2 separate regions of the Homo sapiens genome follow, and region 1 is linked to region 2. A link is a contact called in ENCODE Hi-C or POLR2A ChIA-PET data. All regions are on one chromosome and are shown on one strand. Each heading gives the region's core, a stretch centred on a gene start or an enhancer-like site at or near the end of the contact. The rest is flanking DNA. Distances are from core to core; before and after follow the strand shown. Region 1 holds the start of SELENOS (selenoprotein S). Region 2 overlaps CHSY1 (chondroitin sulfate synthase 1).

Region 1 (4,204 bases), core at 1,479-3,978, 45 kb after region 2:
TTCTTAATTTAAATGTCTTTCAGAACAAACTTCACCCTCGTTTTCTTTAGTTAATAAAACTGTTGTGATCTGGTAGTGTGAGTTTAACTCACATAGAGCAGCTTTGGTTTTTGTACACTATTAAAGAAAGCAAAATGTTTCATGAAAAAGATTACTGACTCCATTCTTCTGAAACTCACTCCTGTCAGGACATTTTTGGTAATGGGGAAGACACAGGCACATGCACACACACACTCACATGCTCCCTGCTCCAGCCTGTCCCTCCTTTTGTGCTCTGGACCTTTCATGGTAATATATTCACACATCTAGTGTTCCCTAACAATCGTGTATTCTTCTTGATATCACCAATACTTACATGGTAGGAACTGAAATGCTTATTGAATCTAATGGGATAGGACCTGGTCCTAGAAGCTTATAGACAACACAGACACAGGCATCGTTAGCCACTAAACCTCAGACAATTTCTATGCACACATTCAAACTGAAACCAGTTCATACTTGTTTCAGTTTTTCCTTATGCTTTTCAACTTGCGCATTTAGTTCTTCTTGCATTTTCAGTCGAGCAGCTGCTAAAGCTTCTTGTCGTTTAACAACAACATCAGGTTCTAAAATGTCAGAAAAAAATGGAGATAAAGCACTGTGTACAATATAAAATAGAAACTTTTGAGTGTCCATATTATTAAAAGTATAAAGAGGTATGGATATCAGACAATGAAACAACATATTTTTACATAAGTACTCCTAACCCCTCTGCATACATTTTACTGCTTCAGGGGGCAGGGGTCTGTTGCTGAGCCACGGATTTTAGCCCGAAATATCTACATCACCAGAAATCTGTTAGAAATGCCAATTTCTGAGTTCCCCTGAGCAATTCCGATTCATAAAGCCTGGGATAGTGGCCACACAGAGCACATCTTGGATACCTCAGTGACACCCACAGTCTCTAGGCTGACTAGAATCCTGGAAGACTACCAAGGAAATATAAAGTTTTCTAAATCATTATCCATCCCTTAATTAGCGCAGAAGATTCTTAAGTATTTGTTTCTACAGAAAAGAAAAATCCTTCCAAATAGCATTATGAATAGAAATGAACTCATTTCTATTCATAACGTCTACTCATAGAGTCTCGCTCTTTGCAACAAGGCTAGACTCCATCTCATAGAAAAAAAAAAAAAAAAGAAAGAAAAGACAGTCTCACTCTGTTGCCCAGGCTGGAGTGCAGTGGCACAATCTCAGCTCACTGCAATCTCCAGCTCCCAGGTTCAAGCGATTTCTCCTGCCTCAGCCACCCTAATAGCTGGGATTACAGGTGCCCGTCACCACGCCCCACTAATATTTGTATTTTTAGTAGAGACAGGGTTTCACCATGTTGGCCAGGCTGTTCTCGAACCCCTGACCTCAAGTCATCCTCCTGCCTCGGCTTCCCAAAGTGCTGGGATTACAGGTGTGAGCCACCGCGCCCCACCGAGAACCATATACTTCCTACTTTTTTTTTTTTTTTTTTTTTAAAGACAAGGTCTCAATCAATTGCCCAGGCTGGAGTGTAGTGTGGCCCGAGCATAGCCCACTGCAGCTTTGACTCCCTGGACTCAAGTGATTATCCCGCCTCAGCCTCCTGAGCAGCTGGGACTACAGGTGCGTGCCGCCACTCCCGGCTATTTTTTTTTTTTTTAAATAGAGACAGGGTCTTCCTGTGTGGCCCCTCTTACTTTTACTAAGAGACTAACTCTTAATATAAAGGAGGTGCAAAACCACCGCTTTCATTTCGGTTATCAGGCACTAACCCACAGCAGCCGCAGCTCGGTCCAGCTGCCTCTGCCTCAAGGCTCTTAGCCGGGCGGAAAGCTTCTGAAAGACCACGTAGAGAAGGATGCAGCTGAAGACGATGTACCAGCCATAGGTGGCCAGCAGGGAGCCCACTGAAAAGAAAAACAGTTTTCAAAAAACTAAAAATGACACTACTAGTTGACCTTTCCATAAGACTCAACAAACACAAAGTGTAACTCCTGCCCTCAAAGCCTTCATGGTCTAGGCTGAGGAAAAAGCCTCCTAAGTAGATCGTTAAAACACGAACTCAAGAAGTGCGACAATTCAGGGATCACTGAGAAGTGAGACTTCCCAACCATCTGGGGAGTCGGGGGCAGTTAGAGTGTGGAGGGCACAGCAACTGGGTTTTGAAGAATGAAGAGCAACTAATCTGAATCAGGAAGGCAAAGGCCTTTCAGAGCCACATAGAAAGGGGTGACAGCGCGGGGAGTCAGGAGTGTGTATGGGGCTGTGTGGGACGGGTCCCAGAGGCAAACGCCAACGGCCGAGTGACCCCAGTAACTACCACAGGAAGGGCTTGGTTCGCAAAAAAGACTTGCGCAAACAAGGGACAGCCGAGCCGCCCAGGGAAGTGCGGCTCCCGAGAAGCCTCCGCGCAAGGTCCGGGCCTGCTGCCCAAGGTCCGCGTAAGCGCCAACGCCCGACCGTTCCCAGGCCTCCCAGGCTCCGGCGCCCGGTGCAGCGGCGGACGACCCACCCATCATGGCTGCGCGTCGCAAAAGTGGCGGCGCGCGCCCGGCTGCCCCGCAACGACTCACCCGTGGTGTGCAGGAAGCGCAGCCCCTCGGTCTCCAGGGCCGGCCGCGCGGACAGAGACTCCTCTTGGCGTTCCATGACCGCCGCCGCCGCCGCCGCCCAGCCCTGCCGCCGCGCCTCCAGCCGGGCGCTTCCGGTGCGCTCCTACGCACACGTGGCGCGCCCGGACGCGGTCGTGGTCCCGGCCAATCGCAGGCCGACCCCGCCCCGTCGCTGGGCCAAACGCAGGGGGGCGTGGCCGAGGGGCGTGGCGGGGGAGAAATCCCGGCTACGCTCGCCGGGGCCGGGACAGCGCGTGTGGGAACGTTCTGTGCTATCTCTTGGCTTGAGTCGGGGGTGGAGGACGGACCTCGTTCACGGATTTCTTACCGAATTTCTACTTTCTTTTTTTTTTCTAATTGGACACTGAAGCCAAGGAAGTCAGTGGTCGCCCGGAAGCAGGATTTGCACCCACATCCTTGCCCGGGGCACATTGGACAACAGGGCTCAGTTGGTTGACGACTCCCAGCATTTGAGGGTTGCAGCCAACGTCCACCCCAAGTGAAGACACGAAATGTGAGCAGCCTCCTGCTCCTGCTGCTGGTGATACCTTTCAGGCCAAGAAAGTCCCCACCGATCCTCAAGGTTCTTTCTCCAAAATCAAAGCCTTTTAGGAAAGAACGATCATAGTAACTGCTCTAACCTGTGTTGAATTATACTGTATCACCACAAGACACGATCACAGAGTTACTTATAATAGTGTCCTGGCTGTGTTCCTCTGCCTGCAACGCCGTCCCGCACCCTCTTCCACCACTCAAACGTCACCACCTTTATGGTGACCATAACCATCCTATTTGAAATGTGACCTTGGGTTTTTCTGGAGCATTTGAAGTGCACATACCTAGCTGTGTTTCAAAAGAAGGGTTGGGAATTGGGAATAGAACTGAAAAAATAATGAATAGGTGACAACATCCGAGTGCTGCGTCACCACTGTCGCCAGGAGCAGTGTGGGGAAGGCAAACCATGACATGAAGCGTGAACGCAATCAGTGTTTCTTCAATGCAGGTTTGCCAAGAAGTTCCTCAAGGGGGACAGCTGCAGGGATTTGAGCACTGACCTCATCAAGCTTTCCCAGCAGTGTGTTCAGAAAGCAATAAAGGGGACCTGGCATTCATGAGCCATAGCAAAGAGAAGCCTGAAAGCTCTTCTTCCCTGTTGGCCACCTTGAAAATGGACTCCTCAGATGAACCGAGGACTCTGGATGTTATCCATAAAGGCTGTGAAGATAGCTTATCGATTTAATGAGGAATTTTAGGAGGGAGAATTTCCTTCTTCATGTTTGCCTTTCCGTTGTAAAAGGTGATGAACCATCACCACTCTTTGCTTTGCTACAGATGATTTCTCACTTGCTCTGGCATCTTGCAGGAACATTTATGTGCTAAATTGAATGACTTCTATGGAATTAGTTGCAATTCTCAGTCCCAGATTAGCTTTAAATCCGCCTTACATCTAAATACTGATAAACTAGACAGGATGAGCAGGGTTGCCTCAACTATTTTGTTAGGCTGTGAAGGACATTAGGTATACCGTACTGGGGTCATAGTTCATGGAAAAAAATGGTTAGGGCCTCACTTTTCTCTCA
Region 2 (3,890 bases), core at 204-2,703:
AGGCAGAGGAAGGAAGACGTATTCCTATAAGCCCTTTGCACTTCTGAATTTTGAGCCACGTGACAGTATTGGCTATTAAAAACAATTAATATTTTAAAGCTGTCAAATCCACCTTTGCCTATCTCCAAATTTCATCAATAATCATTACTGTCTACAGCTTCACCCCTAGTCAAATATGAGAAAATAATAGAAGAAAGATCTACTGGTTGCCTGCGTGCAGTCTGTGAAAATCCACTGGGCTTGACCCTTGCGACCTATGCACTTTTCCATACGTACAGTACACGTCGAAGCAAAAGTCAAAGACAAAATGAATAGGTTACTTAAGTCAATTTTCTTTTTGTTCCCTCTTAAGAGTAGTATAGCTTTTCATGTATTTGCCTTGATAAAATGAATTCCTATTTCAAAATTTTCAATAATAATTCTCAAAAACACCTCACCTGAGTTGAGTCAATATTGCTGACACCATGTGGCAAGGGGAGCCAGGAGCTGAGCTCCTCCCAGCTCTTCCCCAGCCTCCAGGCCTACACTCTCACTATCCTCTGACTTCTCTGTGAGTTTAACATTATTTCCAAACAAAGTTCTCAAGGCTATTTTTTAATAACCACCAATAATTATCAAAACAAGTTTAGAAATGAATCTAGACTTTGATTTTGACAGTTGTTCCTCACAAGTCATTTTAATTACCTAAGTGTCATCCCAAGGTACTATTTCTACTCGCCAAAAAAAACACTATACCTTCTGGCTAGGCTTATAATAGGGCAAAATAAGTACCTTCCAAGTCCCAAAGCTTAACGTAATTGTCTTTAACATAAGACTCCACCTCAATAATTTCCCATAATGTGAACCTTAATGGGGAAACTAGATTTACAGGAAGTTTAATAAAAGTTCCTCATCCACACGAAGGATTAATCTTACCTGAGTGGTGAACACAATGATAAACCTAATAACAACTTAGGTTAGAAGCACTTAAAGCTTTATAAAAAGAAAAATAAAAAAATAGAAATCAAAGGTCTAATAAGATGGCAAGTGTTCCAATAGATGAATTCTTAACATTATAATGAAGAACTACACGTGAAAGGGAACACTTCAAACATGTAAGAAAACATACAGGAGAAAACATATTCGTGACCTAAGGAAGGGAAGAATTTCTTAAACACAAAAGCACAAACCGTAATGGAAAAGAATGATGCATTAGATTGCACTTAGATTCACAATTTGCGTACAATAAAAATCCCACAATTAAGGTGAAAAGTTAAGTCACAGTCTGAGAAAAGATACTCTATCCAGAATAAAGCACTTCAACAAAACTGTAAGACAACATTTCAGCAGAAATACGGGCCAAGACTACGAACAGGCAAGGCAGCTCACAGAAGAGAAAAAGAGAGCTCTGGGCACTGCAGGTGGGAGGGCCCTGTGGCACAAGCCCAGGAGAAGCCTGCAGCAGTCAGTCAAAGCTCTGACACCACAGGGCATTTAAAGAAACGCAGAGCAGCAGCAGGCCCAATAACCACACTCCCAAGGAGAGCCTTGCTGCTGCTGTCCCTGACCCACCTCCCAAGGCAGGGAGACGGGACCACACGGGGAGGAGGCCTCCTCACCAACCAGGTCCCTTCAGCTGATGAGGCCACTGACAGGATGCACCAAGCCTCAGAGGGGGCTCCAAGTGTCCAGACAGGATCATTCCATGCACCCCTTCGCAGGCCATCAGAAACCTTTTGTGATTACCTCCCGTCAGAGGAAAATCATCTCCAAAATGGCCTCCCACCCTGCAGCCCCAGGATGACACTTTCTAACTACCTCTTGGCACTAACGCTAAACCCAAGTTCTTGATCAAACTCAAGAGACTGGCTCTGTTGGTGTCTGTCCAGCAGTATATAACAGCACGACCTAACTAAGACATACTTTTAAAAATTCTCTCCCGAAAGAAGGTCTGTCCTCTATGATTCCGGCAAGAAGGTTGGCTTCTCGGAGATGATGGTCAGGGGAAAGTGTTCCAAAATATACAATGTGTTACCTATTTTAACCATAATGAAATGTGTCAAGGTTATAACTACTTTCTTAGGATGGGGAAAAATGCAGAAATATTGCCAGCTGTATTCTGCTTAAAACAGCGTGAAACCCTCAAACAGCTTTCCTCGCTGCAAAAATCCGTGACGACAGAGAGATCCCGTAGGCCCAGTGAGCTGTCCCCTATGTGCTGGGGTTGGGGGGATAGTATAAGGCACACAGGGATTGAAGAGTTCACTCAAGATCACATTTAGGATTTAAAATGTATCTTTGTGACTTTGTAATTAAAAATTACATGGCCACTCCCTGTATGCTTGAAAATGTCCACTTCCCTAAAGTTCAAACAACAAAAAAAGTAAGAGTGATTAGCAGACATTTAAAAGCAAGTCTAGGGGTGGACAAGTACAGGCAAGAATACTGCTCTTTCACTCAAGTACGTGCTTTAGAACATTAGTTCAGAAAAAAGCTAACAGTTCATATTAGAAAGTGTATTCTTTTTCTTGGGCAAAAGATCTAGCAATTACCTCTGCTCCTCACAACTGCCAGGAGTTTATCAACCTAAAGACAATACAACCTCAATAATTTTTTTCACCATTAACTGGTATCAGATTGTGCAATCTGCAGGCAAAGGGTGCAGCAACAACACAGGAAAGTCCAAAGCCAGTCCATCTTCTCTACAACTGCTACAGAGAAAACATCTACAAGCGGACTTCCTTCGGCAAATTTCATTTATGTGTCACGGTAACTCAGAAGTTGCACGACAACTATTCTGAAAGCAACAACTATATTATAAACTCACAGATTAAAGTAACTATCTGAACAGTCAAGGTACACAACAAATGCGAAGTCAAATGCTATTGGCTTTTTTATACCATGATTCCTTTTATAAATTCAAAACACGTTAAGTTTCTAATCTGTGTAGGTCATTATGACCAGAAGAGAAGAGCCAGGCCTTTGCAAAAACAAATAGGGAGATATCCTACATTCTTGCAATTACATCTGTGGAATCAGCAGAAGTCAGACAAGATGATTTTCTGGATAATCAAGAAAATATCACCATGACCATCAGCAACCCATTATCTTTTCTTTAGGCCCCAAATGCCATTATTTATTAACTAAGTATTAGGACAAAAGTATGGAAGAGCCGGGCGCCGTGGCTCACGCCTGTAATCCCAGCATTTTGGGAGGCTGAGGCAGGCAGATCACAAGGTCAAGAGTTCGAGACCAGCCTGGCCAGCATGGTGAAACCTCGTCTCTACTAAGAATACAGAAATTAGCCTAGCGTGGTGGCGCCTGCCTATAATCCTAGCTACTCGGGAGGCTGAGGCAGGAGAATTGCTTGAACCCAGGAGGCGGAGGTTAAAGTGAGCCGAGATGGCGCCACTGCACTCCAGCCTGGGAGACAGAGCAAGACTCTCTCTGGGGGGAGAAAAAGTACAGAAGATATGCGCTCAAAGCCAAGAAAAGGTAATAAAGGGGAACTGAATTTTTTTTTTAATCTAAGGCTAAAAATGTAGAATAATACCAACTTCAACCCTCAAAGAGGATATCATCTCTAGTTTCCTATGATACGCTCAGAACTAATGACAAAATTGACAAAATTAAGTTTTTCCCATGGTAAAGAATTCTGTTCTTACCTCATAAGACCAGACACACTGCACCCCTGCAAACCTCCGGACACACCTTCCCACCTCCACGTCCTCATGGGTGGTGTACATCTCCCGGAGACACTTGCCAATGTGCGGCACCATTCTCCGAAGCACCTCCCGGCTCATGATCACGCCAGGCCCCCCCATGCAGAAGTTCTCACCAGGCTCCAGGGCCAGTTTTCCCATTTCTTCCGTGGTGCCCAGGCCTGTCTGCCCAAGAAAGAGGGGCTCGCT

Evidence for each region. A loop is a pair of places that touch in the nucleus more often than their neighbours do. ChIA-PET counts read pairs that join two places held with the same protein, here RNA polymerase II (POLR2A). Pooled maps may share reads with other maps.
Region 1: a loop to region 2 is called in a map of posterior vena cava, with 13 times the contacts of the local background. The contact joins the promoter of SELENOS here to the enhancer-like site in region 2. A Hi-C loop is called at or near these places in 3 of 168 maps with a recorded cell type or tissue (Calu3, mesothelial cell of epicardium and posterior vena cava) and 2 of 50 pooled maps. POLR2A ChIA-PET finds 5 or more read pairs at or near these places in 8 of 52 experiments (GM10248, MCF 10A, Panc1 and 4 more).

Annotation. Positions count from the first base shown.
Region 1 is chr15:101,274,757-101,278,960 of GRCh38, forward strand. It overlaps SELENOS (selenoprotein S), which reads right to left and starts at 2,729. Exons shown (of 6, transcript NM_018445.6): 1 at 2,586-2,729; 2 at 1,785-1,919; 3 at 499-605. The coding sequence starts at 2,661. RefSeq lists a silencer at 2,605-2,934.
Region 2 is chr15:101,231,438-101,235,327 of GRCh38, forward strand. CHSY1 (chondroitin sulfate synthase 1) reads right to left here. Exons shown (of 3, transcript NM_014918.5): 2 at 3,645-3,890. Among named protein-coding and RNA genes, the nearest start is that of CHSY1, 19 kb to the right of the region's middle. Within about 2 kb of position 1,454, at least 5 of the 41 ENCODE cell types and tissues checked have a DNase peak (open chromatin) inside an H3K27ac peak, as active enhancers do.